Regions from separate parts of the Homo sapiens genome. Here region 2 is linked to region 1. A link is a loop called in an ENCODE intact Hi-C map of the cell type or tissue named here. Cell type or tissue: chondrocyte. All regions are shown on one strand. Each heading gives the region's core, and the rest is flanking DNA. Links, peaks and the distances in the headings are about the cores only.

Region 1 (5,326 bases), core at 327-5,326:
AAACAATGGCTCGAAAATTTCCAAGGAAATAGCAAGAGGGCGATTCCCTTCTTGAAGTATTTGAGGGAGCAGAAGCTTACTGAAGTTCATGCCTTGGGTCACCAAAGGCCAGGGGAGGCAGAGCACGGTGCCAGACTTCTCCCCATTTTTCGCTGAACTAAGCAATCCTTTCTCCCCTAGAGGTACTGCAGCTGGGAGCTTTCAGGGCGTGTCTTCCCCACCACCCAACTTCTGGAACCCCAGACTTCTCAATTCCTGTACCCCCAAGAACTGCTCACTTTTTGTACAAAAACCTCAGGCATAGAGGAAAGGAATCTTGCGCAAGGTCGTTTTTCATTTACAAAACAAAAACCCCATGAAAACCAAACCGGTACCCACCCATTCGTCACTTCATTTTGCAGCATGGACAACAATAGGGGACTACAACTCCCAAAGAGGACTGCGCTCGTCCACTGGCTCAGAGGCCAATGGACGCCTGGTACATGACCGGCATCGACTAATCAGGGCCAGGCTCGATGAGGCTTTGTCTCCCTACCGCGCGCGGGGCCGATTCTCCCGCCTCCCAGCCCCGGCGCACGCGCGCCCCGCCCAGCCTGCTTTCCCTCCGCGCCCTCCCCTCTCCTTTCTCCCTCTCAGAACCTTCCTGCCGTCGCGTTTGCACCTCGCTGCTCCAGCCTCTGGGGCGCATTCCAACCTTCCAGCCTGCGACCTGCGGAGAAAAAAAATTACTTATTTTCTTGCCCCATACATACCTTGAGGCGAGCAAAAAAATTAAATTTTAACCATGAGGGAAATCGTGCACATCCAGGCTGGTCAGTGTGGCAACCAGATCGGTGCCAAGGTAAGAATTTTACACCTCTTTTATTTCTTTTTACAAGGAAAAATCCAGGTAAGTTATGAAAAAATGGTTGTGGGGCATTTGCACCCGCTATCCTTAATCAAGATTTGCCCCTCTCAAGTTTGTTACATTTATATATATAACAATTGTAGCTAGCATTTGCCTTTGGAAAGCTGGGAATCATTTTTCTTGGCAGGCACATTTTGGAGAAACTAGTAAAAGGGCTCTTCGGGTTTGGGGGCGGGAAGACCGAGGACTTATAAGATGTTACTTAAAAGGGCTTCTAACGGTCCGAGAACCGGGCAGGGAGAGAGATGCGGAAACGGTCGCAGACAAAGCGGGGCGAGGTTTTGCCCATGTGCATCCCGCCCAACCCCCCTGCGGGGTACTTAGGGCCAAACCGGAGCGGGAAGGGGTGAGGCCATCGGGCGGCTGCAGAGAGCTCCAGCGCAAGGGTGGGGGGCGATGCGCCAGGGTGGGCTGCGCTGGGCGCTACCTTTCACAAAAGACCAGGGACCCCAACGCGCCCGCGACCCCAGAGGGCCGGTCCTGTATTTGTTCCTGGGTGGAAGGAGAATAAGAACGGGATTAATTTTACTTGCTTTCATGGCCCCTAAGAGAGACTTTTTTAGGGCGTGAACAGATATGTCGAGAAAATGGGGGTGTGTGGTTTTCTTTAATGAGTCCCTCAGGACTTAATGGGAGAGAAAGAATCCTTTAAATCAAGGGGTAGAAATGTAGCGAAGGAATAAAAATTCCGAGGCCAAGGGGGATTTTTTTTTTTTGCGCGCGGTTACAGTGTAGCGGGGGAGGGGCGGGAGGAAGTGCGGCTGCTACGTTGTAGCAGAAGGGCGGGGCCCTGCGGGGCGGGGCCGGGGCGCCGTGGGCGCGCGGGGACAATGCGGCGTTGCCCGCCGGCAGGGGCGCGCTACCTTGGGCCCCGCCCCTCGCGCGCGGAATTTTTGTCCCTGGCCCCGCCCACGCGCGAAGTCTTTTGTCGGCGGCTCGACCTGCGCGTGCGCCGCAGTCACGTGGAGGGCGGGGGGGGTGGTCGACTGCGGCGGCAGCTCTTTCCTCAGACCCCCAGCCTTTTGTGCGCCGCGCGGTGGGGCGGTGCCCAGCTTGGGGGAAGGAGAGCGGCGCTTATCGAAGTGTGGTCGACCTCCATCCGCCCACCGAGCACTTGGGACCCGCTGCACATATCCAGAGCAGGGAAAGCTGTGGCTTTCTCGGGGGAGCGAGTGTCTAGGGGAAGGGTGTGGCAGGCCCACGGGATGCCATGCCCTAGAACAACGGCCTGAGCGCTTGTGGAATTAAAATGGGAGATGTGGGGCCGAGGTGGGCGAATTGGGATCCCTCCAGGTCAGGGGTTCGAGACCATCCTGGGCAACAAAGCGAGACCCTCCCCCATGCCACGTTTCTACAAAAAATAAAAGTAAAAAATTAGCTGGGCGTGGTGGCGCGCGTCTGTGGTCCCAGCTACTCGAGAGGCTGAGATGGGAGGATCGGTTGAGCCTGGGAGTTCCACGCTGTAGTCATCCGTGATTGCACCACTGCACTGCAGGCTGGGCAACAGGAAGACCCTGTCTTAAAAATTAGAAGAAGCTGGGCGCGGTGGCTCACCCTTGTAATCCCAGCACTTTGGGAGGCCAAGGTGGGCGGATCACGAGGTCAAGAGATCTAGACCATCCTGGCCAACATGGTGAAACCCGTCTCTACTAAAAATACAAAAAGTAGCTGGGCGTGTTGGTGCGCGCCTATAGTCCCAGCTACTCCGGGGGCTGAGGCAGGAGAATCGCTTGAACCCGGGAAGCAGAGGTTGCAGTGAGCCGAGATAGCGCCACTGCACTCCAGCCTGGTGACAGAGCGAGACTCCGTCTCAAAAAAAATTAAGAAAAAGATGAAATAAAATGGTAGTTGGGGACATAGTTGGCTGGGACTTGACCTGTTGTGGTCTCGTTGCTCCCCCTCGGCAGTTCTGGGAGGTGATCAGTGATGAACATGGCATCGACCCCACCGGCACCTACCACGGGGACAGCGACCTGCAGCTGGACCGCATCTCTGTGTACTACAATGAAGCCACAGGTAAGGGCAGGAGCCCGGGCAGCTCAGGTTCCCTTCCCTGTCTCCCACTTATCTGGGATCTCTTTCCATTTCTGGGCACGCCTTATCCCCTTTGGGTGAATCTGTCATTTTGTCCCTTTCGTGAACCACCGTCGGGGCCAAAGACGTCTGCTGCCACCTGGTGGCGGGACCTGGAATGACAAGTCTCTGATCCCTGCTGTCTCCCATTTCCAGTATATCTATAAACCTTCCCTTCTGCCAGATTTCACAGCTCTTAACTTTATTCTCTGTAGGTGGCAAATATGTTCCTCGTGCCATCCTGGTGGATCTAGAACCTGGGACCATGGACTCTGTTCGCTCAGGTCCTTTTGGCCAGATCTTTAGACCAGACAACTTTGTATTTGGTGAGTTATACAGATGATATTAGCAGATGATATACCATCGTGTTCAACTTATTTGGGTGCAAGGACACAGCAAAAGTTAGGAGATGATTGTTGTATTGGAGTGCTAATACAGAAATGTGTTCTGAAATCTAACGGAGGGTAGAGGTAGTGCCTACTATTGCTGGTAAATTATGGGGCAGTAGGGGGAGAATATATCACAGTGAAGGAGAAAGAAGATACATCCGAGGGAATTATTTGAAAAGTTGAAAGATGGAAACATCATGTATCTTCCATACCCTGTTAATTGAGCTTTTCTCCTGACTGCATTCCAGGTCAGTCTGGGGCAGGTAACAACTGGGCCAAAGGCCACTACACAGAGGGCGCCGAGCTGGTTGATTCTGTCCTGGATGTGGTACGGAAGGAGGCAGAGAGCTGTGACTGCCTGCAGGGCTTCCAGCTGACCCACTCACTGGGCGGGGGCACAGGCTCTGGAATGGGCACTCTCCTTATCAGCAAGATCCGAGAAGAATACCCTGATCGCATCATGAATACCTTCAGTGTGGTGCCTTCACCCAAAGTGTCTGACACCGTGGTCGAGCCCTACAATGCCACCCTCTCCGTCCATCAGTTGGTAGAGAATACTGATGAGACCTATTGCATTGACAACGAGGCCCTCTATGATATCTGCTTCCGCACTCTGAAGCTGACCACACCAACCTACGGGGATCTGAACCACCTTGTCTCAGCCACCATGAGTGGTGTCACCACCTGCCTCCGTTTCCCTGGCCAGCTCAATGCTGACCTCCGCAAGTTGGCAGTCAACATGGTCCCCTTCCCACGTCTCCATTTCTTTATGCCTGGCTTTGCCCCTCTCACCAGCCGTGGAAGCCAGCAGTATCGAGCTCTCACAGTGCCGGAACTCACCCAGCAGGTCTTCGATGCCAAGAACATGATGGCTGCCTGTGACCCCCGCCACGGCCGATACCTCACCGTGGCTGCTGTCTTCCGTGGTCGGATGTCCATGAAGGAGGTCGATGAGCAGATGCTTAACGTGCAGAACAAGAACAGCAGCTACTTTGTGGAATGGATCCCCAACAATGTCAAGACAGCCGTCTGTGACATCCCACCTCGTGGCCTCAAGATGGCAGTCACCTTCATTGGCAATAGCACAGCCATCCAGGAGCTCTTCAAGCGCATCTCGGAGCAGTTCACTGCCATGTTCCGCCGGAAGGCCTTCCTCCACTGGTACACAGGCGAGGGCATGGACGAGATGGAGTTCACCGAGGCTGAGAGCAACATGAACGACCTCGTCTCTGAGTATCAGCAGTACCAGGATGCCACCGCAGAAGAGGAGGAGGATTTCGGTGAGGAGGCCGAAGAGGAGGCCTAAGGCAGAGCCCCCATCACCTCAGGCTTCTCAGTTCCCTTAGCCGTCTTACTCAACTGCCCCTTTCCTCTCCCTCAGAATTTGTGTTTGCTGCCTCTATCTTGTTTTTTGTTTTTTCTTCTGGGGGGGGTCTAGAACAGTGCCTGGCACATAGTAGGCGCTCAATAAATACTTGTTTGTTGAATGTCTCCTCTCTCTTTCCACTCTGGGAAACCTAGGTTTCTGCCATTCTGGGTGACCCTGTATTTCTTTCTGGTGCCCATTCCATTTGTCCAGTTAATACTTCCTCTTAAAAATCTCCAAGAAGCTGGGTCTCCAGATCCCATTTAGAACCAACCAGGTGCTGAAAACACATGTAGATAATGGCCATCATCCTAAGCCCAAAGTAGAAAATGGTAGAAGGTAGTGGGTAGAAGTCACTATATAAGGAAGGGGATGGGATTTTCCATTCTAAAAGTTTTGGAGAGGGAAATCCAGGCTATTAAAGTCACTAAATTTCTAAGTATGTCCATTTCCCATCTCAGCTTCAAGGGAGGTGTCAGCAGTATTATCTCCACTTTCAATCTCCCTCCAAGCTCTACTCTGGAGGAGTCTGTCCCACTCTGTCAAGTGGAATCCTTCCCTTTCCAACTCTACCTCCCTCACTCAGCTCCT
Region 2 (5,371 bases), core at 70-5,069, 150 kb after region 1:
GGCCCGCCACCACGCCCGGCTCGTTTTTTTGTATTTTTAGTAGAGACGAGGTTTCACCGTGTTAGCCAGGATGGTCTCGATCTCCTGACCTCGTGATCCGCCCACCTCGCCCTCCCAGAGTGCTGGGATTACAGGTGTGAGCCAGGGCGCCTGGCCTCACCTGGCCAATTCTTGATTCTATCCTGTAAACTGTCCTTGGAGTTTTCCCCAGGTGACTGCCCTCTGACTTCTTCACTTTGTGAATCAGTCCTTCACATCTTCCTCTCTTAGTAGCCCAGAAACCCCAGGTTCTAACTTCCTTGTGACACAGGAGTTAAGAAGAAATTACTTAGGTAGACAGTGAGGTTACCGAAGTTCTTGGTAAGGTTTCTCTTTTAATGGAAAGCAGGCCCAAATCATTTTTCCTTCTAACAAAGAGCAGCCTGTAAAATCGGGCTGCAGACATAGATGACGGCAGTTGTGCCAATCATGTTCAAAATGGCGGCCCCATCATCCCTTCTCTGTCAGCCACAGGTGCAGTAAGGAGCCGACAAAATGGCACCCTCCGAGAGAGTTCATTTGCATAATAAGCTTAGGGTGGGGCGGCCAGCCTTCCCAGCTATGTAAACAAACACCTGATCAAACCAATCTGTGAGTCCTAAGTAAATCAGACGCCGCCTCCTCAAGCTGGACTATAAATTCGGCTCATCTGCCTCCAGCTGCCCCTTTTCTCTCGGAAGTCCCCTCTCTCACTAGAGAGAGAGCTGTTTTCCTTTCTCTTTCTTTTGCCTATTAAACCTTCCCTCTTAAACTCCTCGCGACTCCTCGCGTGTGTCCGTGTCCTACATTTTCCTGGCATGGGATGGCAAACCCCGGGTATTTACCCCAGACAACTGGCTGCTTCACTTGCACTGGATCTTGAGGGTCGGGGAGATTTTTGACCTTTAACAGGGACTCCATCATTGCAAGTTTTCCTTGGAGACTCTTGATGGCCCAGGTTTAGTTTATACCTACTGTGAGAGCAAGAACTTGAGTAATGTATGGATGGACCTTTTTGGAAGGAAAACAATTTTCATGGACTTAAATTATTTTTATAATTTAAATGTGTGGAAACACAACTAACTATGAATTCCTTATGCTTCAGTAGTTAAGCAGTTATAAAACCAAAGCAAAGTAGCCATAGGTACAAACAAAAGTATAAAGACAAGTTTAACATTAATGTAATAAATAGTGTTTTTCTGAAATGAAGTTGCTGCTGGCAACAGACCATGTACTGCCTGATGAAGGTTCTTCCGCACTTGGCACAATATTCCACTGTGTGCCTGGCGATGACTCAATTCTTCCCCTTCTCATGTCTGTTCAAATTACTAAGAAATCTTTGTTAGAACTTGTCTCCTGGCCTTCACTTGGTACAAATGCGACCAAGACAATTAAAGCTATAAATAGGTAAATGCAAATGCAGGTACTCACAAGCAGGGCCAGGATCAGTTACAAATGACCCAAAACATGCTTATAACACTTTTCAAATGCTACTAAGGAAAGTTAGACATGGAACTTAATAGTTTTCACAGGTATTCACGAGTCCTCAGGAGTCCAGAGACCTCAGTTTGAGAACACTATCCTAGCACTGACCTTGACTTCCAGGGTGACCTTGAGGTAAGCATTTACCATTTTTGGATCTCTGTACATTTTTTGTACACAAGAATAATTTGGGCCACCAGTGTTCTTGGGAGATAAAAGAAGTTAGAGGAGTTAATGACAATGTTCCAAGATGTTCAAGGACTAGAGAGAAAGGATAAGAATGTATTATAGACCTCTAGAGTTGGAAAAAGAATGGTGGCTGAGATCCTCCAGCCTAGCTTTGGCTCTGTAATCAAAAAGACTCAGATTTGGGCCAAGCATTGTGGCACACGCCTGTAATCTCATTACACTGGGAGGCTGTGGCAGAAGGATCGCTTGAGGCCAGGAGTTTGAGACTAGCCTACGTAACATGGTGAGACCCTATCTCTACCAATCTCTACATACAAACAAAAAATGGCTGGGCGTGGTGGCTCATGCCTGTAATCCCAGCACTTTGGGAGGCGGAGGCGGGCGGATCACGAGGTCAGGAGTTCAAGATCAGCCTGGCCAACATGGTGAAATCCTGTCTCTACTAAAAATACAAAAATTAGCTGGGTGTGGTGGCGGGCACGTATAATCCCAGCTACTCTCAAGGCTGAGGCAGGAGAATCGTTTGAACCCGGGAGGCAGAGGTTGCAGTGAGCCGAGAGCGTGCCATTGCACTCCAGCCTAGGCAACAGGGCGAGACTCTGTCTCAAAAAAATAAAAATAAAAAATAACAGGACATGATGGTGCCTGAGCCCCAGCTATTTGGGAGGCTGAGGTGGGAGGATGGCTTGAGAGGTTGCATTGAGTTATAATTGTACCCCTGCACTCCAGCCTGGGTGACAGAGAGCTTGTCTCTATAAAACAAATAAACAAACAACTGAGATCTGAATTCCAGATCTGCCATTTACTGTGTGTGTATGGGGGATGGGGATGGAGAGCAACTTTTCTAACTCTCAGTTTCTACCCTAAGTGGGCATGTTTCAAAATGCCACATCACAGAACTGCTGTGTGGGCCAAATGAGATGGCTCTGGAAAGCGCTGAGAGCAGAGCCTGGCTCACAGCAAGGCTCAGGGATCCTAAGACGCTGCTGAGAATTCCACAGGCTTTTTAGCAAAGGACAATAGAAAAGAGAAAGTGAAGATTCTAACATTCTGCCTATAAATGACAACATCTCCTATATGTGCAAATTAGGTCATTGTACCCTAAATAGCCCCGCAGCTGCCCTGGGCTTCCAGTCAGCCTTTCTGACCTCTCTCTTGGGTCTGCTGCTTTGGGGTGCTTCCTGCCATTCCCTGCCCAAGCCTGAATCTCTTTCCTGGCCGCTTTCACTTTCCTTCCATTTTCCAGTAATTGGAGTTGGTCACCTGTGCAGCAAGCGCCCCCAAGTGGCCTTCCTGTTCACTGTCCGGACCATAAGGCCTAAAGAATACTCCGATAAGTTTATCAAGGCCGGGCTTCCGCAGAGGCAGGACTCACCAGGCTTAGCGGTCGGTCCAGGGTCGGTCCAGTCTGGAGGCCCAGGGAGCCATTCTACATCCCCCTTTCCATTTTGGAAGACTGAGATGGAGGAATCCAGGGGAAGTTCTGGGTAGGAAGCAGCCACTTGCCATTAAGTGGCAATTAAATTGCTATTGCAATTTAAGGTAAATCGCAGCCCCTCTGGGCCTAGTTTTCTTTTTTCTCACTCTTTTTTTGGCGATAGAGTCTTGCTCCGTCACCCAGGCTGGAGTGTAGTGGTGTGATCATAGTTACTGTTACCTCGAACTCTGGGGCTCAAGCCATCCTCCTGCCTCAGCTTTTGGGTAGCTGGGATTACAAGGTTTTCTTTTTATGAGAGCCCTGCCCCACTCATGTCAGAGGGCCCTGAGGAGGCAAACACAGGATGGTTGAAAATGCTAGTAAAACACCTAGGATGTGCACTGCTGTCCTGGCTGGAGGCTTAGGGGGAGCACCATGGGACGTACACAGGATAAAGTGGGATTAACTCCTCCCTCCCCTCAGCCATTACTCTGAACTCTGCATCCCACATGCTGCTGCCAAAAACCACTTTTAAAAGAACACAAATCTAAACATGTCATTTCCCAGCTCAAAACCCCAAGGTTCTTTCTCCTCACCTTCAGAATAAGCCAAACTACTCAATGATAGGTTCCAAATCTGCCTTTCTGGTTTCACTCATGGGATGGACCCTTCTTCCAGGTGAGGCTGCATTTGGACATAGCCATATTCACGCCTCCCTGCCTTGGCTCCTCCGCTTCTCTGGCCAGGAATGGCCTTGCCTCATCTCTGCAAATCTTAGCATGACTTAAGGCCCAGTTCAAGCTCCAGCTCCTCCCTGAGGTCTTCCTGAGTCTTGTCTCCTGTCCCACTCAGGAGGACCTGGCCTCCTCCTTCCCTGGGTTCCCATGACCCTTTCCAGCTCTGCCTGTAGCACGGTGTTCTGTCTTCTGTGACTACATATATACGCCTAACACTCTCTAGATTGTAAAGGCCTGGAAGGTGGGGAGTGGGTTCCATTACTGAATGCATCTTTCATAGCTCTCGCTGTCAGAGCCCTGCCCTATGCAAACTCTTTTATTTTTATTTATTTATTTATTTATTTATTTATTTTGAGAGGGACTTTCACTCTTGTATCCCAGGCTGGAGTGCAATGGCGCATTCTCAGCTCACTGCAACCTCCACCTCTCGGGTTCAAGCGATTCTCCTGCCTCAGCCTCCCAAGTAGCTGGGATTACAGGTAACCGCCACCATGCCTGGCTGATTTTTTTGCATTTTTAGTAGAGACAGGGTTTCACCACGTTGGTCGGGCTGGTCTCGAACTCCTGACTTCAGGTGATCTGCCTGACTCGGGCCTCCCAAAGTGCTGGGATGATAGGCATGAGCCACTGCACCTGGTGCCCTATGCAAACTCTTATTTTATTATTATTATTTTTTGAGACAGAGTCTCCCTCTGTCACCCAGGCTGGAGTGCAGTGGTGTGATCTTGGCTCACTGCAACCTCCACCTCTCAGGTGCAAACAATTCTCCTGCTTCAGCCTCCCAAGTAGCTGGGGTTACAGACGCGCACCACCACACCCAGCTAATTTTTTTCTATTTTTAGTAGAGATGGGGTTTCACCATGTTGGCTAGGCTGATCTCAAACTCCTGACCTCAGGTGATCCACCCACCTCGGCCTCTCAAAGCAAACTCTTAATAACAACTGTTGTGGAATGACTTGGGAGGTGGCACTCAGAGATCCCAAGTGACACATGAGAAGTCCACAGAGAGAGATCATGTTTAGTGGAGTTTGGATGGTTGCTTTTATCAGTGGGCCTGTACCTTACAGATGCTATCTCATTATCTTCTAAACAGACTCTGGGCCAGTGACCATTATCTCCCTCTTACTGATGTAGACTCAGCCAAGAGAAGCCAGATGTTGAGTCGGAACCTTAACTCTCCCTCTCAGACGCAGAGCCCTGCTTTCTCCCCTCCCATTTGATACTCTGCTTCCTCTTGCATGCTGTGAGAGGCGGCCTCATTACTCCTCTTCCCTCCTCCAGTCCCTCCAAGCCTAATTCATCACCTTTGGCTTTGGGATCATAGTTTCCAAACCAAGGATTGTCTGAACATTGTCTGACAATGCCCTTTTTTTTTTTTTTTAGGCAGGGTCTTGCTCTGTTGCCCAGGCTGGAGTGCAGTGGTGCAATCATGGCACACTGCAGCCTTGACCTCCCGGGCTCAGGTGATCCTCCCACCCAGCCTCCTGGTGCGCATCACCACATCCAGCTAATTTTGGTATTTTTTGTA

What was found. Peaks named below come from ENCODE experiments on the same cell type or tissue, not always from the same donor. Only the 100,000 strongest peaks of a DNase experiment are listed, where the experiment ranks them.
Region 2: a loop joins it to region 1, with 3 times the contacts of the local background. A loop is called at or near these places in 28 of 110 quality-filtered maps.

Annotation. Positions count from the first base shown.
Region 1 is chr6:30,719,723-30,725,048 of GRCh38, forward strand. TUBB (tubulin beta class I) reads left to right here and starts at 630. Exons shown (of 4, transcript NM_178014.4): 1 at 630-841; 2 at 2,815-2,923; 3 at 3,196-3,306; 4 at 3,618-5,326. The coding sequence starts at 785. The coding sequence ends at 4,675. RefSeq lists an enhancer at 256-1,154. In chondrocyte, for the core only: CTCF peaks have their summits at 1,768, 3,087 (motif pointing left), 3,314, 4,417 (motif pointing right) and 3 weaker places; DNase peaks (open chromatin) are centred at 549, 1,227 and 1,792.
Region 2 is chr6:30,874,925-30,880,295 of GRCh38, forward strand. No RefSeq gene overlaps it. Among named protein-coding and RNA genes, the nearest start is that of DDR1, 6.9 kb to the right of the region's middle. RefSeq lists an enhancer at 2,500-3,001. In chondrocyte, for the core only: CTCF peaks have their summits at 2,971 (motif pointing left) and 3,183; a DNase peak (open chromatin) is centred at 2,987.